Linked DNA regions of Homo sapiens: regions 2, 3 and 4 are each linked to region 1. A link is a contact called in ENCODE Hi-C or POLR2A ChIA-PET data. All regions are on one chromosome and are shown on one strand. The core of a region is the stretch at or near the end of the contact, and the rest is flanking DNA. Distances in the headings are between cores, read along the strand shown. Region 1 overlaps MUSK (muscle associated receptor tyrosine kinase). Region 2 overlaps TXNDC8 (thioredoxin domain containing 8). Region 3 has its middle 110 kb from the start of LPAR1. Region 4 has its middle 41 kb from the start of LPAR1.

What was found. Hi-C counts contacts between places; a loop is a spot of excess contacts on that map. ChIA-PET counts read pairs that join two places held with the same protein, here RNA polymerase II (POLR2A). Pooled maps may share reads with other maps.
Region 2: a map with no recorded cell type shows a loop between it and region 1 (5-fold over the local background). The contact joins two enhancer-like sites. A Hi-C loop is called at or near these places in 4 of 37 single-sample maps with no recorded cell type and 2 of 50 pooled maps.
Region 3: a loop to region 1 is called in a map with no recorded cell type, with 6 times the contacts of the local background. The contact joins two enhancer-like sites. A Hi-C loop is called at or near these places in 4 of 37 single-sample maps with no recorded cell type and 4 of 50 pooled maps.
Region 4: a loop to region 1 is called in a map with no recorded cell type, with 16 times the contacts of the local background. The contact joins two enhancer-like sites. A Hi-C loop is called at or near these places in 7 of 37 single-sample maps with no recorded cell type and 3 of 50 pooled maps. POLR2A ChIA-PET finds 5 or more read pairs at or near these places in 2 of 52 experiments (BJ and RWPE1).

Annotation. Positions count from the first base shown.
Region 1 is chr9:110,805,326-110,811,542 of GRCh38, forward strand. It overlaps MUSK (muscle associated receptor tyrosine kinase), which reads left to right. Exons shown (of 15, transcript NM_005592.4): 15 at 1-1,233. Among named protein-coding and RNA genes, the nearest start is that of MUSK, 140 kb to the left of the region's middle. RefSeq lists an enhancer at 3,398-3,447. Within about 2 kb of position 3,471, at least 2 of the 41 ENCODE cell types and tissues checked have a DNase peak (open chromatin) inside an H3K27ac peak, as active enhancers do.
Region 2 is chr9:110,313,109-110,319,325 of GRCh38, forward strand. All of the region lies in intron 4 of TXNDC8 (thioredoxin domain containing 8), which reads right to left. Among named protein-coding and RNA genes, the nearest start is that of TXNDC8, 22 kb to the right of the region's middle. Within about 2 kb of position 3,328, at least 2 of the 41 ENCODE cell types and tissues checked have a DNase peak (open chromatin) inside an H3K27ac peak, as active enhancers do.
Region 3 is chr9:111,146,078-111,152,294 of GRCh38, forward strand. No RefSeq gene overlaps it. Among named protein-coding and RNA genes, the nearest start is that of LPAR1, 110 kb to the left of the region's middle. Within about 2 kb of position 3,379, at least 2 of the 41 ENCODE cell types and tissues checked have a DNase peak (open chromatin) inside an H3K27ac peak, as active enhancers do.
Region 4 is chr9:111,076,249-111,082,465 of GRCh38, forward strand. No RefSeq gene overlaps it. Among named protein-coding and RNA genes, the nearest start is that of LPAR1, 41 kb to the left of the region's middle. RefSeq lists an enhancer at 2,178-2,227. Within about 2 kb of position 2,588, at least 2 of the 41 ENCODE cell types and tissues checked have a DNase peak (open chromatin) inside an H3K27ac peak, as active enhancers do.

The sequences.
Region 1 (6,217 bases), core at 2,221-4,720:
ATTTCAGTCTCACCAATACTGAGTATAGCATTTTAATCATTGCCAATATAATAGCTAATAGCTTAAAGTTATTTCATAGCTTATATTTACACTTCTTTAAATACTAATAAAATTGAACATTGTTTAATGTTTTGAGGATACTTGATTGGTGATTTGCCTCCTACTATTATTTTTCTACTGGGTATATCTTTTTCTTGTTGCTTTGTAAGAGCACTTTATATATTAAGGAGTTAAATTTTGTGATATATGTTTCAACTACTTTTATCATGTTAAAAATATAGACTTCTATTTGTCTTTTATTGTAGGTTTTATCAATCAGAAAAGAATGTTGACTTTTCCGTCCATTCAGATGATTGTGGCTTTTTTCCCTAATGGATTTGTTAATATGTTCAATTGTATGAATTTATTTCCTAATGTAGCGATATCCTTGTCTTCTAGGAATAAACTTTTTGGGCGAATCATATCAATCTTCTACTTAACTACCAAATTAATTTACATATATTTGCATCAATATTAAGTTCATAAAATTAAAAGTTTATCATTTTCATCTCTGTTAGAGTTTTGTATTGGCATTAGCATTTGTATTAGCATTGTATTAGGAAAAACTCAGGAGTTTTTCTCTATAATCTTGGTTAGTTTATTTTTAAATAATTGTTATTTATGAAAGTAATACATAAAAATGTTGTTTAAAAAAACTCACAAGAGGGTAAAAATTAAAAAAATAATAAAAGTTCCCTTCTTCCTTTTCATCTCTAGTCCCAGCCTAAGTGCTAACCACTTCACCCATTTATAGTGTTAGTTCTTCTGGTGATTACCAGTGCAATTCTAACAAATAGGTTTGCATTTCTCTTTCTGAATTGATCAATTTTTTAAAAATATGCAGCACTCTGACTCAAACTCCCTTTCTTTTTCCTGAGATATGTTAACTTCTAATGTTATATTGTTTATCACAACTTTCACAAATATTTCTAAATAAAGGTTACCTACTGATTCTGGATTGTGCTACATAAAATTAGAGCTTCCAAATTTCCCTCCATCACTTCTCCCTGCTCTCTACTCTCACAATCAGTCAACTATACACCTATTTCTACGCTGTCAACTATATGTTCATTTCTATGAATCTGTAATATTTGCATTTTGTTCTGGAACAAATTAAGATTTAGGTGCTTTGACTAGATTGATTCTAAACATCAAAAAACAAAAATAAAATATCTGCAATTATGTGATCATGTATTTATGCATTGCCAAATAATGGTATTCCATTATTTTAATTTGATAAGATAAATTTAATATACATTAATTCTTATTTCCTCTATTTTATGGAAGAAATATTTTTAAAAATCACAAAACTTTTACATTCGCTTCTCTTCCTGATATTTATTTTTCCTTTTTCTTCTGCCTCTCTTCTTTCGTGCCCTTTTTTCCGAAAATTATTTTGATGATTTTTTTTATTCACCATACATAATTACAAATGAAGAGTTGCTCTGGTTCGTATTGGTAGTAGAAGTGGGGTCCCTTTGCTGTTTTGTTGGTATATTCACCCAGTGTGACCTCTTTTCCGTGGGATGGCTACCTCTGGGCTCTGATTATGTGGCTCATAGGGAAGTATAGGCAGCCTGAGTCAGAATCCCCACAGTTCCAAAGTGATGGAAGACTGTACTCTGAGATACAATATTTTGACGTATTTCACTCCCAGGGAGAGCTACTTGCTATTCTTTCACTGCTTCCATTACCCAAAAGAGTATGATATTCTCCCCATTTTCTGTATTGCCTCACACCTAGGACCCTTCAAACCCACACCAACGACCTCTCAGGCAAATTGATCTATTCAGATAGCAGTTTACAGGGATAGACATGAGGCCTCTTGGCCCACCTGCTCTATACACAATCTTCTAGTCGACCATCCTGATTGACAACCCACAGCCCACCCCTGTCTCTGTATTTGCTGACTCAGAGCATGGAGACTTTATACATGTGAAATCACATCTCCCCTCCCCTCACGCTTGGCTTGTGTGTATTGCAAAAGCTGCAATTTAGTTTTTCCTGTGCCTTGTCTTACCCATGGATAAGAACACTAAGATACTTTCCGCTTTTTGAATATTTGTCAAAGTGATGGCACTTGGATTGGTTTCAGCATGTACATAGATTGATTCTTATTCATATACATTTACTGTCATATTGGGGAAATCTTGAGGGGAAAAGAAAAGCCTCTTACTACCATGTTCATCAAGAGTCCTCTCTGGAATAGTTGAAATAGTTTAGGAGTTATCGGTTCACTCCTTCGTCTTGTTTGCCTCCAGATTTCTTTTTTCCTTCTTTTCCTGTTTCTTAATGTTGGAACAGCCCACACCTCAATCCTTGGATGACATCTCCCTTTTATCTGTATTCATCCCTAGTGATCTCTTCTGGTTGCAAGGCTATAAATGCCATCTGTATGCTGAGATTTTTTTATTTTTAGTTCAAACCTCTCTCCCCAACTTTACACTCACATTTCTAACTGTGTGTTATAGATGATAGCTTTAGATTCTCCTCCTCAGGACTAGGCTTTCTGCTTGATCTAGGAGCAAAGCTGAAAACTGCTATGGAGCTTGGTGTTGCCTTGATACCGAGGAGGAGTCTCAGAGCCTCTCCAGTGCAAATACACACTTGCAGTGTCCTAGTGCTGCTGACTTACGTACTCATTCTAAAGAGGGTAGATTGTATCCATTTTAATAGCTCTCAATACCCTTGCCCATTCCCATTACAGCTGGCAGAAATTCCCCAGCTGCAAATGGGTTGCATTTATCTGTTACCCATTCCTGATTTGCAGCACGATTGACTGTTTCCTTTTCTGCGTGGTCTATGTGTCACTCCATGAGAATCTGGGAGAGGAGAACTCGATATGGTGCTCATTCCATCATTTTAACCATAGTGTTCTTTATTGTGAAGAGGTATCCCGGTTAGAGTGGAGTCAAAGCTTTATAGCAAGTGTATTTCAGGTAACTATTCTTTTACTTGTTTCAGATCTATTTCAGTAGCACAGCCACCAAGATAGAACACTTATAAGCCCTTATTTTGGTATAGATCACCAGAGAAACCACTCACCACTCGCACTTGGCCTTCAGTACTGAGTCATTACATATTGGAAGGTCAGAAACTACATCAACAGGAAAGACCCATAGGTGTGGGGGTCTGATATATTTGCCAGTACATTTCTTATCATTACAAACAAAGATTTATGTGTGTCTAGATGTTTACCTTGCCTTCTAAGAGGTCATGTCCTCTGAATGAAGCAAAATCAAGGTAAGCCTTTACCTGTAAGCCGTTACATGTCTTCTTTACAGAATCCCTCTTAATTAAAAACTTCTAAGAGATTCAACAGGGTTAGTTTTTCTTACAACCTTCATCGTCAGACCTGTAATTATGCAACTGGCCAGCATTGCTCTTTCAAACCACAGTCTCTGGAAAGTACACACCGTATATAGCATTTTGCCCATAAGAAGAGAAACCACCTGTAGTATCTAAGGTTACGTCAGAGAGATGTTAACCACAAAAAAACCCAGACTTAGATACACACTATCATTTTCTGGGTGTGTTCTTGACCATTTAGAGCTGTGATTAAAATTAGAAGTGTTGGCATGACACTGCTTTCTGACTTTCTTTTTTAGCCATGTTGACACCGTGGTGGTTAGTGTGATGCTCCTTCTTATTTCAATTGATGCTTTACTCAAGTATGGATGAAACATAATTTAAAGTCACCTCTTCTTCTGCTATCTTGATTTTTAAAATTATTTGGATGCATTATATTTAAGAATCTTAAGACAGTCCATTAGTATTATGTATTTATCTTCTCTTCACTCGTTTAAGTCACTTTCTGACTCAGATCACCTTCTCAGGAGACTCTCAGCATCATTCTGCCTGACATCACTCAGTTGCTTTGTTTATGGCAACCTAAAAAAGCAGCTGCCCTAATTTTAGCCCATTCCCAGAGTACCCTCAGAAGTGACAGGTAAGAAAAAATAAACTGATCAAAGATGAGAGAAAGACTTACAGAGGAGTGACACTGAGAGAGCAAAAAACCACAAATAAATTTCATTTCTAAGAACAAAGCAAAGATGACCAGGAAATGCCTGAGGAAACACATTTTTTTTTTTTTTTTGGAGGCAGAGGGTATTATATTCCTTTTTTTTCTTCAACTTTCATTCTAGATTCAGGGAGTACATGGGCGAGTGTGTTATGTGGACATGTTGTGTAGTGCTGATGTTTTCAGTACAACTAAACCTGTCACCCGGGTTGTAAGCATAGTACCCAATAGATAGTTTTTCAACCCTTGCCTCCCTTCTTCAGAGACCTCCCCCTTCTTGTATTCCCCAGTGTCTTTTGTTCCCATCTTTATGTCCATGTGTACTCAATGTTTAACTCCCACTTATACTTGAGGACATTTAGTATTTACTTTTCTGTTTCTGTGTCCATTTTGCTGCAAAGGACATGATTTTGTTCTTTTTGGCTGCATAGTATTCCATGGTGTATATGTATCACATTTACTTTATCCAATCAACCATTGATAGGCAACTATGTTGATTCCACATCATTGCTATTGTGGATAGTGCTGCAATGAACGTATGGGTACAATGTGCCTTTTGGCAGAATGATTGATTTTCCTTTAAGTGTATACCAAAGGAAATGGGATTGCTGTATCAAATGGTAGATCAACTCTTATTTATTTCTCATTCATTTCTCAAATAATTTCTCAATTATTTGAGAAATCAAGGAGACACTTTTTTTTTTTTTTTTTTTTTTTGAGACAGAGTCTTGCTCTGTTGCCTGGGCTGGAGCGCAGTGGCGTGATCTTGGCTCACCAGAACTCTGCCTCCCAGGTTCAAGCAATTTGGAGACATAATTTTTAAGACATTTTTAAATAATAAACCTCAAATATTTTAGGGAAAACATCTTTATCTCTGTTTCTATAACTGTCAACCTCTTTCTAATAAGCTTTGCAAAGCTATATGAAACTAGTTTTTAATTTTTGTATACTTGAGACAATTTTGGAAGAAAGTAGGTATCTACTCATCCAATTTCAGAGAACTCTGAGAAAATTTAGTTATTCTTATGAAAGATCTATTTTCTTATTGCAATAACTGTGAATTTATCTGGCACTTGGCCAAACTTAGCATTAACAGGTAATACATTATATTCACAACAGAAACTAGAAGATGATTCCAGAACAACACAGCCCTAAAGGAAAAATCATTAATTGTTTGACATAAATATTCTACACTTCAAAAATCTACACTTAGATTTTTTTTCTAAGATTGTTTTGTATTATTTACTAACCTAACAGCTTTCCATTAACAATAAATTTAGAACTTTTTTATATTTTAAATATCAATGTGTGCATTATTTTGGTGATGACATAATAAATCATTAGATGTTGCATACATGTTATCAAATGTATATGGAGGTTGCGTAAGTGTTATCAAGACAGGCAGCAGATGGAGTGTTGAAATATATGGACTCAGGGCTGAGTCTGCTGCCTGTCAAATCCTAGCAATTTACTTAACCCCTTTGTGTTCAATTTTCCTCATTTATGAAAAGAGAATAAGAATAGCACCAAGCTCATAGGTTATTGGAAAGATTAAATGATTTAATAAGTAGAAAAGGCTTAGAAAGGTACCTAATACACAGTAAATACTTCCAAGGACTTTGCTAATATAATTGTGTCTAATTTTTTGCAATTATATAGAAAACTGACATACTATAGCTAAATCATTACACAGATCTTTTTACTATTTCCTGCAGATACAGCAATAGAACTAACATAATTAGGTCAGATGCAATAAACCTTTTTAGGAATTTTAATATATGTTACAAAATTACCCTCCAGAAATCTTGCAACAATTTACACAACCAATAGCAATGTTTGAAAGTGCTTATTTCTGATACTTCAGCTAATTTAGCATGTCATCAAATTTAATTCTTAGCCAGTTTGATAACTGAGAAACTTTAGCTCCCTGTTTAAATTTGATTTTTCTTTTAAATTCCTGCAGATATTGTTTGCTTTTCAGATTTTTTACCAGCTGTTTTTGGGCAGTTTGTGAATTGTCAAGTATGTTCTACTGTTTGTCTTCTACTGATTGTTCTCCACCTGGACTGAGTGTGGATCCTGGAACAGTCTAGTTTTTCTTGGGAATCCTGTTACAATGTATGTTCTAGATCTACCCTCCATATTTATTATCTT
Region 2 (6,217 bases), core at 2,078-4,577, 490 kb before region 1:
TTGGCCAGGCTGGTCTTGAACTCCTGACCTCAGGTGATGTGCTCACCTTGGCCTCCCAAAGTGCTGGGATTACAGGTGTGAGCCACCATGCCTGCCCCTACGAGTCTTCAAAATAATGTTTCAATTTTTTTCTTATCTTTTCCCCCAATTTTTCCTAATTTGGAGTCACTGAAAACTAAGCTGTGCTTTTTTAAAGCCCTGCAAACTGAAGCTAGACAATTTAAACTTCCGAAGAAAATAACAGCAATCTATTTACATATATAAGCCACTTTCTGAAGTCCATGTGTAGACTTCAGAGTAATATGACTTAGGCTGGACACAGTGGCTCACACCTGTAATCTCAGCACTTTGGGAGGCTGACGTGGGCAGATCACCTGAGATTAGGAGTTTGAGACCAGCCTGGCCAACGTGGCAAAATCCTGTCTCTACTAAAAATACAAAAATTAGCCAGGCGTGGTGGCACATGCCTGTAATCCCAGCTACTTGGGAGGCTGAGGCAGGAGAATCACTTGTACCCAGGAGGTGGAGGTTGCAGTGAGCCGAGACCGTGCCCCTGACTCCAGCCTGGTTGATAAGAGCAAAACTCTGTCTCAAAACAAACAAATAACAAACAAACAACCAAAATGGAGTAATGTGGCCTATACAGATTTTCCAGGATTGTTCTTTTGTTTGTTGTTGTTCTTCTCCCTTCTTCCCCCTATTTTCTTTTCATAGGATGTGAGGCTTCACAAGCTGCTAAAAATAAGCTTTCCTAATAACTTGGCACCTACCTGTCTAGGAATAAACCACCCTAGCCATGAGAGATCAGATGAAACCTGAGACCAGAAACTCATTTTCTTCTAAAATGATTTCTCCAAAAGATTTTTAAATAGAAAAGGGGGTAAATGTGAAAGGAAAATAAATCTTGGGACCCCAAAATCACTAAGCTAAAGGGAAAAGTCAAGCTGGGAACTGCTTAGGGCCAAACTGCCTCCCATTCTATTCAAACTCACCCCTCTGCTCACTGAGATAAATCCAAATCTGATTGCCTCCTTTGGAGAGGCTAATCAGAAACTCAAAGAAGGCAACCATTTGTCTTTTATCTACCTATGACCTGGAAGCCCCCTCCCCACTTTGAGTTGTCCTGCCTTTCTTGACTGAACCAATGTTCATCTTACATATGTTGATTGATGTCTCATGCCTCCCTACAATGTATAAAACCAAGCTGTGCTCTCACCACCTGGGCACATGTCATCAGGGACTCTTGAGGCTGTGTCACAGGTGGATGTCCTCAAAATCGGCAAATTAAACTTTCTTTTTTTTCTTTTTTTCTTTTTCTTTTTCTTTTTTCTTTTTTTTTTTTGAGATGGAGTCTCGCTCTGTCACCCAGGCTGGAGTGCAGTGGCGCGATCTCGGCTCACTGCAAGCTCCGCCTCCTGGGTTCTCGCCATTCTCCTGCCTCAGCCTCCGGAGTAGCTGGGACTACAGGCGCCCGCCACCCCGTCCGGCTAATTTTTTGTATTTTTAGTAGAGACGGGGTTTCACTGTGTTAGCCAGGATGGTCTCTATCTCCTGACCTCGTGATCCGCCCACCTCGGCCTCCCAAAGTGCTGGGATTACAGGCTTGAGCCACCGCGCCCGGCCAGCAAATTAAACTTTCTAAATTAACTGAGACATGTCTCAGATATTCAGGGTTCACATTGTTTTCTCGTTTTATTCCGATGTCGGGTTATGCCTCTCAAAGGCATGCTCCACTCTGAAATATTAAGGGAGCGAGTTTACTTCTCTCTCCTCAAGGCACTGCTGCAACCCTAGTAATAACTGCTAATGAAAATTATAAGCTCTGGTTTGCTGAGACCAAGAGAATGGGGTGTGGCTGTCCATGCATAATAGAACCAACTAAGCTCAATGATCAGTTTTGAAGTCTTTTATTATGAACATTTTCAAACATCCACAAAAATAAAATAATGAAGTGAACCCTCCTATCCCCTGCATTTGCCCATCATCCAGAGGCAGGTTTTTTTTTGTTTTGTTTTTTTGGCTCTTGTTGCCCAGGCTGGAGTGCAATGGCATGCTCTTGGCTCACTGCAACCTCCGCCTGCTGGGTTCAAGTGATTCTCTTGCCTCAGCCTCCCGAGTAGCTGGGATTACAAGCACCCGCCACCACACCCAGCTAATTTTTGTATTTTTAGTACAGACGGGGTTTTGCCATGTTGGCCAGGCTGGTCTCGAACTCCTGACCTCAGGTAATCCACCCGCCTCAGCCTCCCAAAGTGCTGGGATTACAAGTGTGAGCCACTGCACCCAGCCCGGGGCAATTTTTTTTAATGCCAAAGACATTGAATCACCTGCAAAAATTCTAGTACTGCTGCTGCAAAATGCAAAGGGGCTGGAGACAGCGGTCCCCTCCTCACAAATGGACTTCCAAGAGTACCAATTAGACTTTAGAGTCTGACTAATGACACACTCAAAAGATAATTATAGCAAAATATCTTGGCCAGTTGATATGCAATTTTGGTTTTGATCTTCTTGCCTCAGCCTGCCAAGTAGCTGGGACTACAGAATCCTGCTACTATGCCTGGCTAATTTTTGTATTTTTTTTTTTTGTAGAGATAGGGTTTCACTATGTTGTTCAGGCTGGTCTTGATCTCCTGGGCTCAAGGAACCCACCTGGCTTGGCTTCCCAAAGTGCTGGAATTACAGGTGTGAGCCACTGTGCCCAGCCACAAGACACTTTTTTTTTTGGCGGCAGGGGAGGGGGTTGAGGGGGCGGGGGGCGCAGGCTGTAGAAATGTATGTACAATATAATTTCTTTTTTCTTTTTTTTTGAGACAGGGTCTTGCTCTGTCACTGAGGCTGGAGTGCGGTGGTATGATCTTGGCTCACTGCAACCTCCGCCTCCCGGGTCCAGGTGGTTCTCCTGCCTCACACTCCTGAGTAGCTGGGATTATAGACATGTGCCACCACACTCGGCTAATTTTTTTTTTTTGTATTTTTAGAAGAGATGGGGTTTCACCATCTAGGCTACTACCTGCTAGGCTGGTCTCGAACACCTGGCCTCAAAGTGATCTGCCTGCCTCGGCCTCCCAAAGTGCTGAGATTACAGGTGTGAGCCACTGTGCCTGGCCTGTACAATATAATTTTATAATTTATAATGATATTATATTCTCTTTTTTAAAAAGAGGAGTTTACTAAAGCATTGAATAGTATGAATAAGATGAAAAGAATATGTCTAATAAAAATTTTTAAAATTTCTCTACCTTCTGTGGAGAGGTGAGCAACATTAATTACTGTTTGATCCTATCTGGGCCCCTTTCTCTGACTCCTCCCCACCCATCTGTTCCCCAGAGCCATCTGCATCACGTTGCAGGTATTTGAACACTTCCCCTTTGACTTTCACAAGACTCAAGACAGGCTTTGCAACTGCAAGGGGCTTGATTAAAGTTTTTGGAGGAGCTAAATAAAAATCAAGCAAGCAGCTTGAATTTATATGCACTCGAATTCAAGAACAAGAGCCTATAAAAACAATGTTAATTTTTTTCCTTATCTATACTGGCCTTCTTCTCAACTTGTTCTAATAGTGCGATACCAGCAAAATACAAATTTACTTTCATTTTCTTGTAGCTGATTTAGAAACTCTACTTACAGATCTGATTCTTTGAGCGTTGGTGGCATAAATAATGCAAGAGTGCTTTTCTTCTGTGTAGGGGTTGACAAGCTTTTTTTGTAAAGGATCAGATAATACCAGCTTTAGGCTTTGCAGGCCATTTGGTCTCTGTTGCAACTACTCAAATTTGCTGTTGTAATGCTAAAGCAGCTAGTGACAATTCATAAACAAATGGGCATGGCTGTGTTCCAGTGAAAGTTTATTTACAAAAACAAGTGGAGGGTCGGATATGGCCCTGGGACTGTTCACCGACTCTTATTCTGTGCCATCAACTGAAGTTGTTGAGGCTTCATGCAACTGCCTAAGAGCTAGGTAGTCAGTACAATGTGGCTTTCTGTGGAAGGGCAAAAGCGTGTGCATCTAATGTCGTGGGAATTCACCTCAAGCCACACCTTGAACAGGAAAACTGATTTTGGACTCTGGCTAGAGGAGATGTCATTTTTCCCGTTTACTGGAAGTGTAGGGTGAAACTTTATTCTCAGGGATAAACATGGTTTGGGGGCCATTCCCTTCAATGGCTCATATACTTGTTCTCATGTTTCCACTGGAAAATCTGCTCAAATGCCCAGTTTTGAGAAAATATGCCTGTTTCCTATATCCCTTCACTTCTCCCCATGTTTAGAGGTGAGCTTATCTGTTAAGCTGACACAAAGGAATGAACTTGTGCCTATCCTCTCTCCTTTTGGGGATGCTCTGCTCAAGGGACAGGTATGCTCTCTTCCCACTGTCTTTCTGCACAACACATGGGAAGTGGGCCCTAAACCTGCCCAGATAGATCTGGAAGGCCATCATACTATAGCCTCACTTTTGGGGCTTGATAGTTGTGCAAAGCAACAATACCTCTTTTACCTGCACAGGTAAGTTTCTTCTTTGCAGCCCCAGATTCTCCCACAGGTGGGTCACCCCAATGTCTAGGCTTTAAGGGAATAGTAGGAAGTCTGTTGACATAGATCCCAGCCACATTGTTCAATGAGCACAGTGTAGCATTATGACTACTTATAATAAAGGTGATATTGTGATTAGCCACGTGACTCCTTGGGAGAAAAGAGTTAATGCAGCAGGTCTGGTTGCTTTCTTCTTGTGTGTCTCCAAGAGAACTATGTTTGACCCTTCACCACCCCCTAGAAATGTGGCCCTCCAAGTGTTCCTTGTGTTGGTGATTGACGGACTTTGTTATATATTCCTGGAGGGATGGACCATGCCATGCTGGCGTGTCAAGTTGCTTTGCATACACATCAATATTGATGATATGCCCCTGGTTTTATTGTTGGGGTTCTGAGTTTCTATTGCCATGGCCTGTTGTGTAGCAATGGTTGCACAAGATAAGTGTATGTCACAACTACTCCCCTACTTCCACAAAGACCTCAGTCTCTGAGCTCCAAGTGGTGTTCCTAAGTAGGGCCATACCACATAGCTACCGGAAGTTCATTGCTAGAGAGAGAGCATTCCTATGTGTCTGACAAGGAAAGACCTCAGAAGTCTCTGCTGGACCTTTCTGGACTCCATCAATGCATATCTTTTTTTTCTGCGCTTTTTCTCTGTATTCTTTGCTGTACTAAATCTTAGTTATGAATATAACTTGTGATTGGGTCTTGTAAGTCCTTCTGGTGAATCACCAAACATATCACTCCTATATTTCAACAACTTAAAATTCAGAGGAGAAGAGCAGGGTAGGTACTGGGGTAAAAAATTTAAGGGGTGGCCAGGCGCGGTTGCTCACGCCTGTAATCCCAGCCCTTTGGGAGGCCGAGGCAGGTGGATCACGAGGTCAGGAGATCGAGACCATCCTGCCTAACACGATGAAACCCTGTCTCTACTACAAAAATACAAAAAATTAGCCAGGCATCATGGCTGGCACCTGTAGTCCCAGCTACTTGGGAGGCTGAGGCAGGAGAATGGCGTGAAGCCGGGAGGCGGAGCTTGCAGTGAGCTGAGATAGTGCCACTGCCCTCCAGCCTGGGCGACAGAGCAAGACTCCGTCTAAAAAAAAAAAAAATTTTAAGGGGTAGCTGCCAAAACTCAGTAATCAACATAAATATTATGTTAATAAGTATTATATAAAAGTATTAAAACTCAGTGCAAAAAATACATGATGAACAAAATATCAAAAATTTAAATAAAGGTAAGATTTAATCCTGCACTTGTCATATCCTGACTTGCTTGCTGCACCCTAATCCCTGCCTGGGAGAAGAGACACATGTGAGCCTTTGAACTGTCAAAGCAGAGAGCAGCATCTTTAGCAAAGGTGCTGAAGGTTGCTAGATGTTTCTAAATAGTTACTACACTTTGCCCACTTTTGTTCCATCTCACTTAGTTCTTGCCCCCCGACCCCCAGTCAATCTCTGCCAGTGCATCAACTGTTTATGGAGTTGATAGGAACCCCTTTTAGGGATCTGCACCCTTTAGAGTCCTGCACGTAAGAGGTTTCTTTTTTTCCTCATGCAGAACATCTCTGTGTGTAACACAATCCTTGACAGGTTAAATATTATTGGGTAGGCAACCCCTGAATGCTAAGATGACTTAGCTTAAATGGATGTTGTAGTTATTGAAAGAGCCTTAGAGGTCTTCATA
Region 3 (6,217 bases), core at 2,129-4,628, 340 kb after region 1:
TACTTTCATAAGAAAAATTATGTGTGAAAATATAGATGAAGTCTCTTATTTGCACCCACGGTTTTTTGGGCCATAAACTAAAATCCTCAAGGTAATTAGGGATATGTGGCAGCCAGGTAGCCACAGAGTCCCATTTTCAGCCCTCCCAACAGGTGTTTCTAAAGAGCTCAGAATCCCGAGACCTACATATCATGTTGATTCAGCCATGTGAATGTTTTTAAGGAGGAATACCAAAAAGAGAATAGTCTTGTGGGATACATGAATGATAAACCTCCAGAAGAAAAAGGGCAGTGCCCTAATACTGAGCAACTGCATACATTTTTATTTCCAGGTAAAGATCACCCTTTGAAAAAACTAAGGAGCCTGCCTGTCCATACAGGGCAAGCTTAAAATAGAATTATGTGAAGTGGTCTGGTCATCCTGTGACCTGTGGCAGAAAATAGTAGCAAAGAAAGCGAGAGAAAATATCAGAATCTGAAATTTCACCAATTCATGATAACCACAGACCCTCCTGGACCTTCCCTGGGAAAAAAGGAACAGAGAAAGGGGAGAATATTCTGTCTTCCTCAGATTCCAGCCCATCCCTTTCCAATGTCCAGAGTCTACCATCTGTGAATTTATAACTCCACCCTTTCTTCCTCCCCATTTCCAGTCTTCTCAGTTAAGCCTTCTGTAGCAAATGGATGAGTTAAGACCTGGTGTGTTGTCTCCCTGTTAGTAATTAAAGTGACATGAACAAAATTGCCACGTTTTGATTTCACTTCATGCCCAGAGACATCTGGGGATCTTTATGGGCCAGTAATTTGATACTAAAGGTAGGCTAATCATTTGTGTCCCTTCAAATAGAGATTATTAGGTCTGTGTGTGACCTTTACTTAAAAACGAGGCTAAGTGCTGCTGTACCGGGAGGACCAGGGTCACAATTTTCAGCCTCTTCTGCACTGTCCCTGGACCAGAGACCCATCAACTATGACTCAAGCACGCTTCCTAGAAGACAATTCCATCCATCCAGAGTGCTTATCTAAGCAAACACCCTCCAGCCACCTACAGAACTCTCCCTGACAGTAGTGCTAATTAAGATTTTGTCCATCAGTTACAATCCCAATAATGCTTCAGCACCCCCATGACTAGAGGCCCAGGCAGCTGTCGTGTCGGCTCACTTGTTTCCCCATTACAGGAAGTAAGCTCCCTTGGAAAAAAATCACAGTGGTTAACCTTGGGGGAGGAAGAAACATTGTCTAGGAAAGAGCAAAAGAAACTTTCTGGGCAAAAGTCATGTTCTATATCTTATTTATTATTTTTATTTTATTTTATTTTAATTAATTTATTTATTTATCTCTTTAGAAGCAGAGTCTTGCTCTGTTGCCCAGGCTGGAGTGCAGTGGTGCAATCTCGGCTCACTGCAACCTCCGCCTCCCGGGTTCAAGCGATTCTCCTGCCTCAGCCTCCCAGGTAGCTGGAACTACAGGCACGGGCCACCACACTCGGCTAATTTTTTGTATTTTTAGTAGAGGCGGGGTTTCACCATGTTAGCCAGGATAGTCTTGATCTCCTGACCCTGTGACCCGCCCACCTTAGCCTCCCAAAGTGCTGGGATTACAGGCATGAGCCATTGCACTCAGCCATGTTCTATATCTTAATAGGGGTTTGGGCTACACCAATGGATGCATTTGTTAAAACTGAGGAAATTAACATGAAGATTCGTGCATTTCTTTGTATGTACATTTTACATCAAAAGAAAAAAATTATAAACGAATATTTAACTCTTGATGATACTCATGATACAAAATAGTAACGTTAGTATATTAAGGTCTGCAATTTTCTTTGAATTGCATAAACAAAAAGAGGATGGCTAGTAAGACTGTTAGGTGGATAGAAAGACTGTTAGATGGATAGATATGTGACAACACAAGCATAGTAAAATTTTAATAATACAATGTAGATAATGGGCATAGGGGGTGGTCATCATAGTATTTGTTCAACTTAGTCATATGTTTGAAAATTTTGGATAATAAAATGCTGGAGGGAAAAAGAAATCAACTCACATCCTCAGGCCGAACTCTAAATAAATTAGGCAGTAACTATATTACATTGCTATATTAGCCTCCAGTGACCTCCTCCACTCCTGACCGTTTTAAATATTTGGCGTTACAGCTTCATTCTCTCAAAAACAGAACAGGCTATGTTGTTTCGGTATACTGCTAACACTGTGAACATCACAAGGTTCACCTTCAATTACTTTACCTAATCTGGAGTATGAGAGTATTCGTGAAGATTCTTTGGTTGTGATCAGAAACTGACTCTAACTTAAGCAAATGGGGAATTTATGGGAAAGATGTAGGGGAGCTCACAGGACTCACAGGATTGAAGGAAACGAGGCACAGAACATACAGAAACTAGACTGCTCCAGAGAGTGTAGTGGCAGGAAGTGTAGCATTGCCCCAGGGAGTGATGCGGTCATGAAAGAACGCCAATAATTAACAGACTTTCATCATTCTGCTCATAATCTAAATTTCAGACAGATAATTTCCAACTGGCCTTCCTTGCCCATTAGACTGTATACGATGGAGAAAGATCATTTCCAAATGGAAATTCAGATGCTATTACCAAAAGAAACTGGAATGGATGCTAAACGGCCTAAAATCAAAGCAAAAAATTAAACAAACAAACACTACAAGCATACTCACATTTTTCTGCACACTTAACAAGACACTAAATACCATTTACTTGCTAAATACCACTCAGTTTTTCACTTCCTTCTGCCTCTCTTGTTTTGTAATTCCAACTCTGTCTTGTGACCATCTTAATATTTCAACCAAAATTTCCTGGGTTCTATCTGCTCCCCTTCTCATCCCCAGAATCTAGTATTTCACAAGGAAGCTTAACCTCTCCATATCCACTACCAGCACTGACTTAGAATTTAATACTTCCCTAGTTCACATCCCGGATCCCACACTGGTACATCTCAACCTACATCACTTGGGGTATTTGGATTTATTTTCCAATTGCAAAGTTCTCTGGATATTAGTGAAGATGAGACCTAGGCCCATCTGGTTGTCCAACACATCACAGCAGAACCTGAGCAAGCTCAGGAACCAGCCTGACTCCCCCTAGTGCCACTCTAGAACAGGAGTTTTTAACAAGTGCTCTAGAATGACTGCTTCATAGGAGAGCTGTTACCTAGACGCAGGAGAGAAATGAACATATGTAAAGCAAGGTAAGTCATTTTAAGCAACTGGATTTGAAAGAACTAACTAGTTTATCCAGAATTTTTGAGTAGGGAACAGAGGCTTGGCTCTAGAGCTGCACATTTGGGCCATGTTTATGTGAGTCAGGAGAAAGCCTGGCTCCAAGGCTGACACACTAGCACAGTTGTTGCTGTCACCTTTTGGGGTAATTTGGAGCACACCCAGCAAGAATTGGCCCTGCGGCATGGGAGGCCAGAGGCCAGCTAGAGTTGTTCTTTCCATGAGTACCACACCCCTGGATTTTCAGGGTGTCCTGACACCCCTGGCTCCACTGTGAAAGGGCACACCCATCAGCAGATAGCAACCTACGGGGATCCCATCACCACTTGATTTTCCAAGTTCTGACTTCATTTTCTCCAGGGCATTTTCTCCTCATTTTCCTGGTTGCAGGGGACCGTAGCTGCTTTATTTGGTTATGTTTGGCCCTCAATATGGAATAATAATGGGGTTAAGAGTCTACAGCTGCTTGTTCATATTTAGAAAATGTTTCTTCTAGTTCTGGCTTCATAAATTATTAATTGTCTGAGTTTGGGAAAAATCATTCAAACATCTCTAAATTGTAGTTTCTTCATTCGTAAAAAAAAAAAAAATAACTATCGTATCTACTTCAGATTGCTATGAGAAATGAATGTCATAAATTTTGGCCATTCAACTACAGGCATCTAATGTGTTCCTGATAAAATCACAGAAGTTCTATACATAAAAATATATTTAACTTTTTAAAAATGTTAAGTCTGGTGTTTACCTTCAATCTCTTTAGGATGCCGTAAAAATTTATAAAAGATTAAATGTAATTATTATTAAAAGGATACGTAAGTCTACAGTTTTTAAATAAAGAAAAATTATAAAAATTAAAAATTACCTATAACCTCACCATTGTATGAATTTTGGAAAACTTATTAGCATCAGCAATACATGTTGTTTCGTAAACTATATTTTTGTTTCACAATATGTTGCAAATGTGGACATGTGAAAAACAGTTTGCGAAATGTGAAATATCTTACAAATGTTTCCAATTACTGTCACTTTTACTATCAGTTACTCTTACTATCAGCTCAGCAAAATTTATTAATTTTCTTAGGATAGTGATTAGTTGTAAGATTATATCTCCATTCTTAAAAAGCCATATGGTATTTAAAAGAAAACAAGCCAAAATATACAAAATGCTGAGAGCTAAACAGAGTTTAATGACTCTGAAAAGGACTCACAGATGTGAACTTATTAAAGTACTGTGCTCTAATGAATAGGAGTCTGGGCTTTGGAGTCATATATACTTGATTCGAATCCTAGCTCTGCTTCTCTAAGTCTCTGTTTTTCTGCTTATTAGCAAAACAAAATATAGTTCTTATCCTAAAATTTTTTTAACATTTAAAATACTTACACATAGGGAAAAATAATAAGTAGTACCTATCTTAAAATATTATTACATACAGTCAGTCACAGTAGCTCACACCTGTAATCCCAGCACTTTGGGAGGCCAAGATGAGAAGATCCTTTGAGTCTAGGAGTTCAAGACCAGCCTGGTCAACATGGCAAAACCCCATCTCTGCAAAAAATACAAAAGTTAGCTGGGTGTGGTGATGCATGCCTGTAGTTCCAGCTACTCAGGAGGCTGAAATGGGAGGTTCACTTGAGTCCAGAAGGTCAAGGCTCCAGTGAGCTGTGATCACACCACTATACTCCAGCCTGGGCAACAGAGTGAGACCTTGTCTCAAAATAAAAGAAAAAAAAATACATTATTAATATTAGATCATAAATATTTAAATAATAAAAAATAGGCCTTCAAAAATACTGAAGATGCTATGGTTTTCAAGGTTTTATATATATGATATATATTGATATATAAGTCAGTATATATGATATATATGTCAATATATGATATATGACATTGATATATGATATATGTGATATATATCTATATGTCAATATGTATTATATCATATTTTTATATAATCATATTATGCATTATATTAAATATTTACATATATTTATAATATATTTATAATTATATAAAAATCTATAAACATAAATTTTTACAAATATATAAATTTATATTTAAATATTTACATAATTTATATAATTATAAATATATATCCATGATATATATCACATATATATCATTATATATCATATGTCATATATTATATATATCATTATATATTACATCGATAATATATATGTATAATTATATTATATATTGATATAATATATGGATATATCTATATATTATGTATAATAGATATATTATATCCATACATAATGCATCAGTATATTAAACAGATATATACAAATTATCATAATTTATAAATTATAACGAATTATGATAAATTATCATGACAGTGATAATATGTAAATTTTCAGCTGTTTTATTAAAGGAAAACAAACACAAGAGGCCCTCTACTGGCAACTGTCCATCAGAATGAGCACTCTTCATCCACAAGGGATGGTGGCCAAAAGTACAATAGTATTTTAGGAAGAAACTTGATAGTATGTAGCAAGATTCCTTAAAAACTCATAGTTATTTACCAATAATTTCCATGTTAAGACTATTTTCTTATTTACTTACCTAGAGACAGGGTCTCACTCCATTACCCAGGTTAGAGTGCAGTGGCACGATCTCAGCTCACTGCAGCCTCAATCTCCTGGGCTCAAGTGACCCTCCCACCTCAGCCTCCTGAGTAGCTGGGACCACAAGTGCATGCAACCATGCCCAGCTAATTTTTGTATTCTTTGTAGAGACAGGGTTTTACCATGTTGCCCAGGCTGGTCTCAAACTCCTGGGCTCAAGCAATCCACCTACCTTGGCCTCCCAAAGTGCTGGGATTACACTTTGGGAGCCACCATGCCCAGTCTCTATGACTATTTTCTAACAAAATTTAAATTATAGAATTTTTTATTAAAAATTAAAAATTTATAATTTTCATAATAATTGGTTATTATATCTTCTGTTAGTGAGAAAAATAATTTAA
Region 4 (6,217 bases), core at 1,338-3,837, 270 kb after region 1:
GACTGGTCCTTGACTACAAGAGACAGCCCTGCACTATGCACATTCATCGTTACAACACCAAAGAATCATTAGATGTGGCAGGGCATAGGGGCTCACGACAGCGGCTGTCATTCCAGCACTTTGGGAACCCGAGGTGGGTGGGTCAGGAGTTTGAGACCAGCCTTGTCAACATGGCAAAACCCCGTCTCTACTACATAAAGTACAAAAATTAGCCAGGCGTGGTGGTGGTGGGAAACTGTAATCCCAGCTACTCAGGAGGCTGAGGCAGGAGAATTGCTTGAACCCTGGAGCTGGAGGTTGCAGTGAGCCGAGATCACACCACTGCACTCCAGCCTGGGCAACAAGAGTGAGACTGTCTCAAAAAAAAAAAAAGAATCATTAGATTTTTAGAGTGAGTTCCTCTTCTTAGTGTAAAGGCATCTCTCTATTTCCTGAAAACAAAAAATGCTAAATCATACCTGAGAGTGAACCCAGTCCTACATACTTCCCCAGGCCGAGTGCAGTGGTGGCTCATTCTTGTAATCCCAGCACTGTCGGGGCTGGGGCAGGAGGATCACTTGAGTACAAGAATTTGAGAGCAGCCTGGGCAACATAGTGAGACCCATCTCAAACAAGCAAACAAACAAACAAATAATCCTCAACTTGCTTCTACAAAGCTCTGTTACTGCAGAGAGTAAGAATCTAACTTTCTCATCCCCAATCTTATTCTCTCAGAGGCAGATCATGGGGAAATATTAAAGACAGTCCTCCTTTGCTCTAGGGTAGAAAATCAGGACACATCAAAATCTCACTACTAGGAAACTTTGGTGGGGCAGCGAATTCTCTGGATACTTGCAGTTTCAGATACCAGATTTAGTAGGGAGTACTCTTGTGTTGTGGGAAGAGAGTAAATTTTATATTAAAAACTATTCTAATGCACATAGTCCTCATTTGAACACTCAAATAAGTTTAGATTATTTCTAAATTGGCATTTACAGTGCATGTAATTCCTAGCTTATCAATCATTGTCCTCACTATGACAAATTTACTTTCCACTTACTGCTGTTTCTCTTAGTGACCGGTTTTTAGCAATAATGTATCTACTTAATTCTTGTTTATATAAAATTGTTGTCATCTCTAATAGAATTATTTCACAAGCTAGGAAGGGGATGGGAGAGGGTGAGATAAAGACAGATTGATTATTGGGTACAAAAATACAGTTAGATAGAAGAAATAAGCCTACTGTTTGATGAAGCAGTAGAGTGACTATAGTAAAAAATAATTAATTGTGTATTTCAAAATAGCCAGTAGAAAATAATTAAAATGTTCCCAACATTAGGAAAAGAGAAATGTTTTAGGTGAAGGATATCACAATTACCCTGATTTGATTGTTTTATATTATATGAACATATCAAAATATTACATACACCCTGAAAATATGTACATTGTGTATCAATAAAATAAAATAAAATAAAATAAAATGAATTCTTTTACAGATTTTTCAGAAGGCAAGTAACTATCTTAAAGTGAATGAAATAACATGGCTAATTCTAACATTGACTAGTTATGTGACCTTGAAAAGTTATTATTCAAAATGCACTTCTATTCATTCAAAATGGATGGGATAAGAGTACCTACCCCACAGTGTTGCTGTGAGGATTATGTGAGGTGACATATATGTGACACTAACTAGCATATAACAGCTGCCCAATAAATATAGTTTCCTACTCAGCATTTTGGGAGGCCAAGGCAGGTGAATCACCTGAGTTCAGGAGTTTGAGACCAGCCTGGCCAACATGGTGAAAGCCTGTCTCTACTAAAAATACAAAAATTAGCCAAGCGTGGTGGTGGGCACCTGTAATCCCAGCTACTCGGTAGGCTGAGGTGGGAGAATTGCTTGAACCTGGGAGGTGGAGGTTACAGTGAGCTGAGATTACATCACTGCACTCCAGCCTGGGCAACAAAACGAGACACCATCTCAAAAAAATAATAATAATAAAATAAAATAAATAAAGTTTCTTTTCAAGATCTTTGGGTGGTGAAACCTTTTGTGACTCCTCTGTTTCCCACTGGGCATCCCACTGGGCTGCCACTAGTTGAATTTATTATCTGACCTCCTTAAATCTCATGACTCATTTATTCATTCTCAGACCTAGAAATGTATTTTTACTCTGCCCCTCAAGCCCATAGTTACCCTCCCAGTGTCTTCAAACTTTTGCTGTCACCACTGTGTTAACATCATTTCCACAAGTTCCCTGTGGCCACTACTCCATGCCCCTCAACATCTTCTGCTTGCCACATTTTCTAACTCAGTAACCTTTCTCATCCTCTTTTGGGGGAATTCCGGGCTTTAGCCACAGTCAATCTGCCCTACATAGCATTTCCTATTGCACATACCTATTACAACTTCTGCAGTTCAATTTCCAGAGAGGAGGTGGGGGAAATGTGGCCCTTAGGGAAACAAAAAAGAACAAAGAAAAAAGATAATGTAGGCAATTAGGGGAAGCTAACAAGTAGCTCAATCTAGTTGGGAAACCCTATATTGGGAGTTAAGTGCAGTGTTCATGGAGAACCAAGAAATCATCTTCATTCTCCACTCCAAGTTCTTCTCCAATTTCAGCAATATATGGCAGGACTTTTTGAGTTCTTACTATGTGTGAGCCACTGAGTATTTCACACAGATTATCTCATTTCCTTTTTAACTAATTCTAGAAATAGAAACATTTATTATCACATCCTTATTTTACAGATGTTGAAATTGAAGCTTAGAAAGATGCTCAAGGTCACACAGCCAGGGACTGACAATCTGGCTCTAGCACCTGTTAACTACCCTCTGCTCTACTCTCAAAGGTCAGGGTTAACTACAGCTTCCAGGCTAAAAGAAGGTAATCATCTTACCTAACCAGCTTTTCTTTTTTTCTTTTTTCTTTTTTTTTTGAGGCGGAGTCTCGCTCTGTCGCCCAGGCTGGAGTGCAGTGGCGCGATCTCGACTCACTGCAAGCTCCGCCTCCCGGATTCACGCCATTCTCCTGCCTCAGCCTCCCGAGTAGCTGGGACTACAGGCACGTGCCACCATGCCCCGCTAATTTTTTGTATTTTTAGTAGAGACGGGGTTTCACCGTGTCAGCCAGGATAGTCTGGATCTCCTGACCTCGGGATCCGCCCGCTTCGGCCTCCCAAAGTGCTGGGATTACAGGCGTGAGCCACCGCGCCCAGCCTTACCTAACCAGCTTTTCTTTTTTTTTTTTTAATTTTTATTTTATTATTATACTTTAAGTTTTAGGGTACATGTGCACAACGTGCAGGTTAGTTACATATGTATACATGTGCCATGCTGGTGCACTGCACCCATTAACTCATCATTTAGCATTAGGTATATCTCCTAATGCTATCCCTCCCCCCTCCCCCCACCCCACAACAGGCCCCAGAGTGTGATGTTCCCCTTCCTGTGTCCATGTGTTCTCACTATTCAATTCCCACCTATGAGTGAGAATATGCGGTGTTTGGTTCTTTGTCCTTGCAACAGTTTACTGAGAATGATGATTTCCACTTTCATCCATGTCCCTACAAAGGACATGAACTCATCCTTTTTCATGGCTGCATAGTAGTCCATGGTATATATGTGCCACATTCTCTTAATCCAGTCTATCATTGTTGGACATTTGGGTTGGTTCCAAGTCTTTGCTATTGTGAATAGTGCCACAATAAATATACGTGTGCATGTGTCTTTATAGCAGCATGATTTATAGTCCTTTGGGTATATACCCAGTAATGGGATGGCTGGGTCAAATGGTATTTCTAGTTCTAGATCCCTGAGGAATCGCCACACTGACTTCCACAATGGTTGAACTAGTTTCCAGTCCCACCAACAGTGTAAAAGTGTTCCTATTTCTCCACATCCTCTCCAGCACCTGTTGTTTCCTGACTTTTTAATGATCGCCATTCTAACTGGTGTGAGATGGTATCTCATTGTGGTTTTGATTTGCATTTCTCTGATGGCCAGTGATGATGAGCATTTTTTCATGTGTCTTTTGGCTGCATAAATGTCTTCTTTTGAGAAGTATCTGTTCATATCCTTCTCCCACTTTTTGATGGGGTTGTTTTTTTCTTGTAAATTTGTTTGAGTTCATTGTAGATTCTGGATATTAGCCTTTTGTCAGATGAGTAGGTTGCGAAAATTTTCTCCCATTTTGTACGTTGCCTGTTCACTCTGATGGTAGTTTATTTTGCTGTGCAGAAGCTCTTGAGTTTAATTAGATCCCATTTGTCAATTTTGGCTTTTGTTGTCATTGCTTTTGGTGTTTTAGACATGAAGTCCTTGCCCATGCCTATGTCCTAAATGGTAATGCCTAGGTTTTCTTCTAGGGTCTTTATGGTTTTAGGTCTAACGTTTAAGTCTTTAATCCATCTTGAATTAATTTTTGTATAAGGTGTAAGGAAGGGATCCAGTTTCAGCTTTCTACATATGGCTAGCCAGTTTTCCCAGCACCACTTATTAAATAGGGAATCCTTTCCCCATTGCTTGTTTTTCTCTGGTTTGTCAAAGATCAGATAGTTGTAGATATGTGGCGTTATTTCTGAGGGTTCTGTTCTGTTCCATTGGTCTATATCTCTGTTTTGGTACCAGTACCATGCTGTTTTGGTTACTGTAGCCTTGTAGTATAGTTTGAAGTCAGGTAGCATGATGCCTCCAGCTTTATTCTTTTGGCTTAGGATTGACTTGGCGATGTGGGCTCTTTTTTGGTTCCAGATGGATTCACAGCTGAATTCTACCAGAGGTACAAGGAGGAACTGGTACCATTCCTTCTGAAACTATTCCAATCAATAGAAAAAGAGGGAATCCTCCCTAACTCATTTTATGAGGCCAGCATCATCCTGATACCAAAGCCGGGCAGAGACACAACCAAAATAGAAAATTTTAGACCAATATCCTTGATGAACATTGATGCAAAAATCCTCAAAAAAATACTGGCAAACCGAATCCAGCAGCACATCAAAAAGCTTATCCACCATGATCAAGTGGGCTTCATCCCTGGGATGCAAGGCTGGTTCAACATACACAAATCAATAAATGTAATCCAGCATATAAACAGAACCAAAGACAAAAACCACATGATTATCTCAATAGATGCAGAAAAGGCCTTTGACAAAATTCAACAACACTTCATGCTAAAAACTCTCAATAAATTAGGTATTGATGGGATGTATCTCAAAATAATAAGAGCTATCTATGATAAACCCACAGCCAATATCATACTGAATGGGCGAAAACTGAAAGCATTCCCTTTGAAAACTGGCACAAGACAGGGATGTCCTCTCTCACCACTCCTATTGAACATAGTGTTGGAAGTTCTGGCCAGGGCAATTAGGCAGGAGAAGGAAATAAAGGGTATTCAATTAGGAAAAGACGAAGTCAAATTGTCCCTGTTTGCAGATGACATGACTGTATATCTAGAAAACCCCATTGTCTCAGCCCAAAATCTCCTTAAGCTGATAAGCAACTTCAGCAAAGTCTCAGGATACAAAATCAATGTGCAAAAATCACAAGCATTCCTATACACCAACAACAGAGAAACAGAGAGCCAAATCATGAGTGAACTTCCATTCACAATTGCTTCAAAGAGAATAAAATACCTAGGAATCCAACTTACGAGGGATGTGAAGGACCTCTTCAAGGAGAACTACAAACCACTCCTCAATGAAATAAAAGAGGATACAAACAAATGGAAGAACATTCCATGCTCATGGGTAGGAAGAATCAGTATCGCGAAAATGGCCATACTGCCCAAGGTAATTTATAGATTCAATGCCATCCCCATCAAGCTACCAACGACTTTCTTCACAGAATTGGAAAAAACTACTTTAAAGTTCATATGGAACCTAACCAGCTTTTCTAAGACTTGAGGACACTGAGGTTCTTCCTGGTGCGTGTTAAGGAGGCCGGGAAAAAGGACATGGCAGAGATAAGAGTTACTGCCCTAGCTCCAAGGCACCAAAATTCTTCACAGAATTAAGAAAATAATTATTATCACTATTGAACATCAACTACTTAATGGTGCTACACCAGGAACTTTATTTCATTTCATTTTTACAATAACCCTGCCAAGAGCTTATTCTTGTCTTCATTTTACAATGGAGAAAATTAAGGCTTAAAACAGTTAAGTGACTGAGTAGCTGGGCTGAGGTTTAATTGAGATCTCTCAGACTCCAAAACCCTTCTTTCTAAGATACTGTCTTG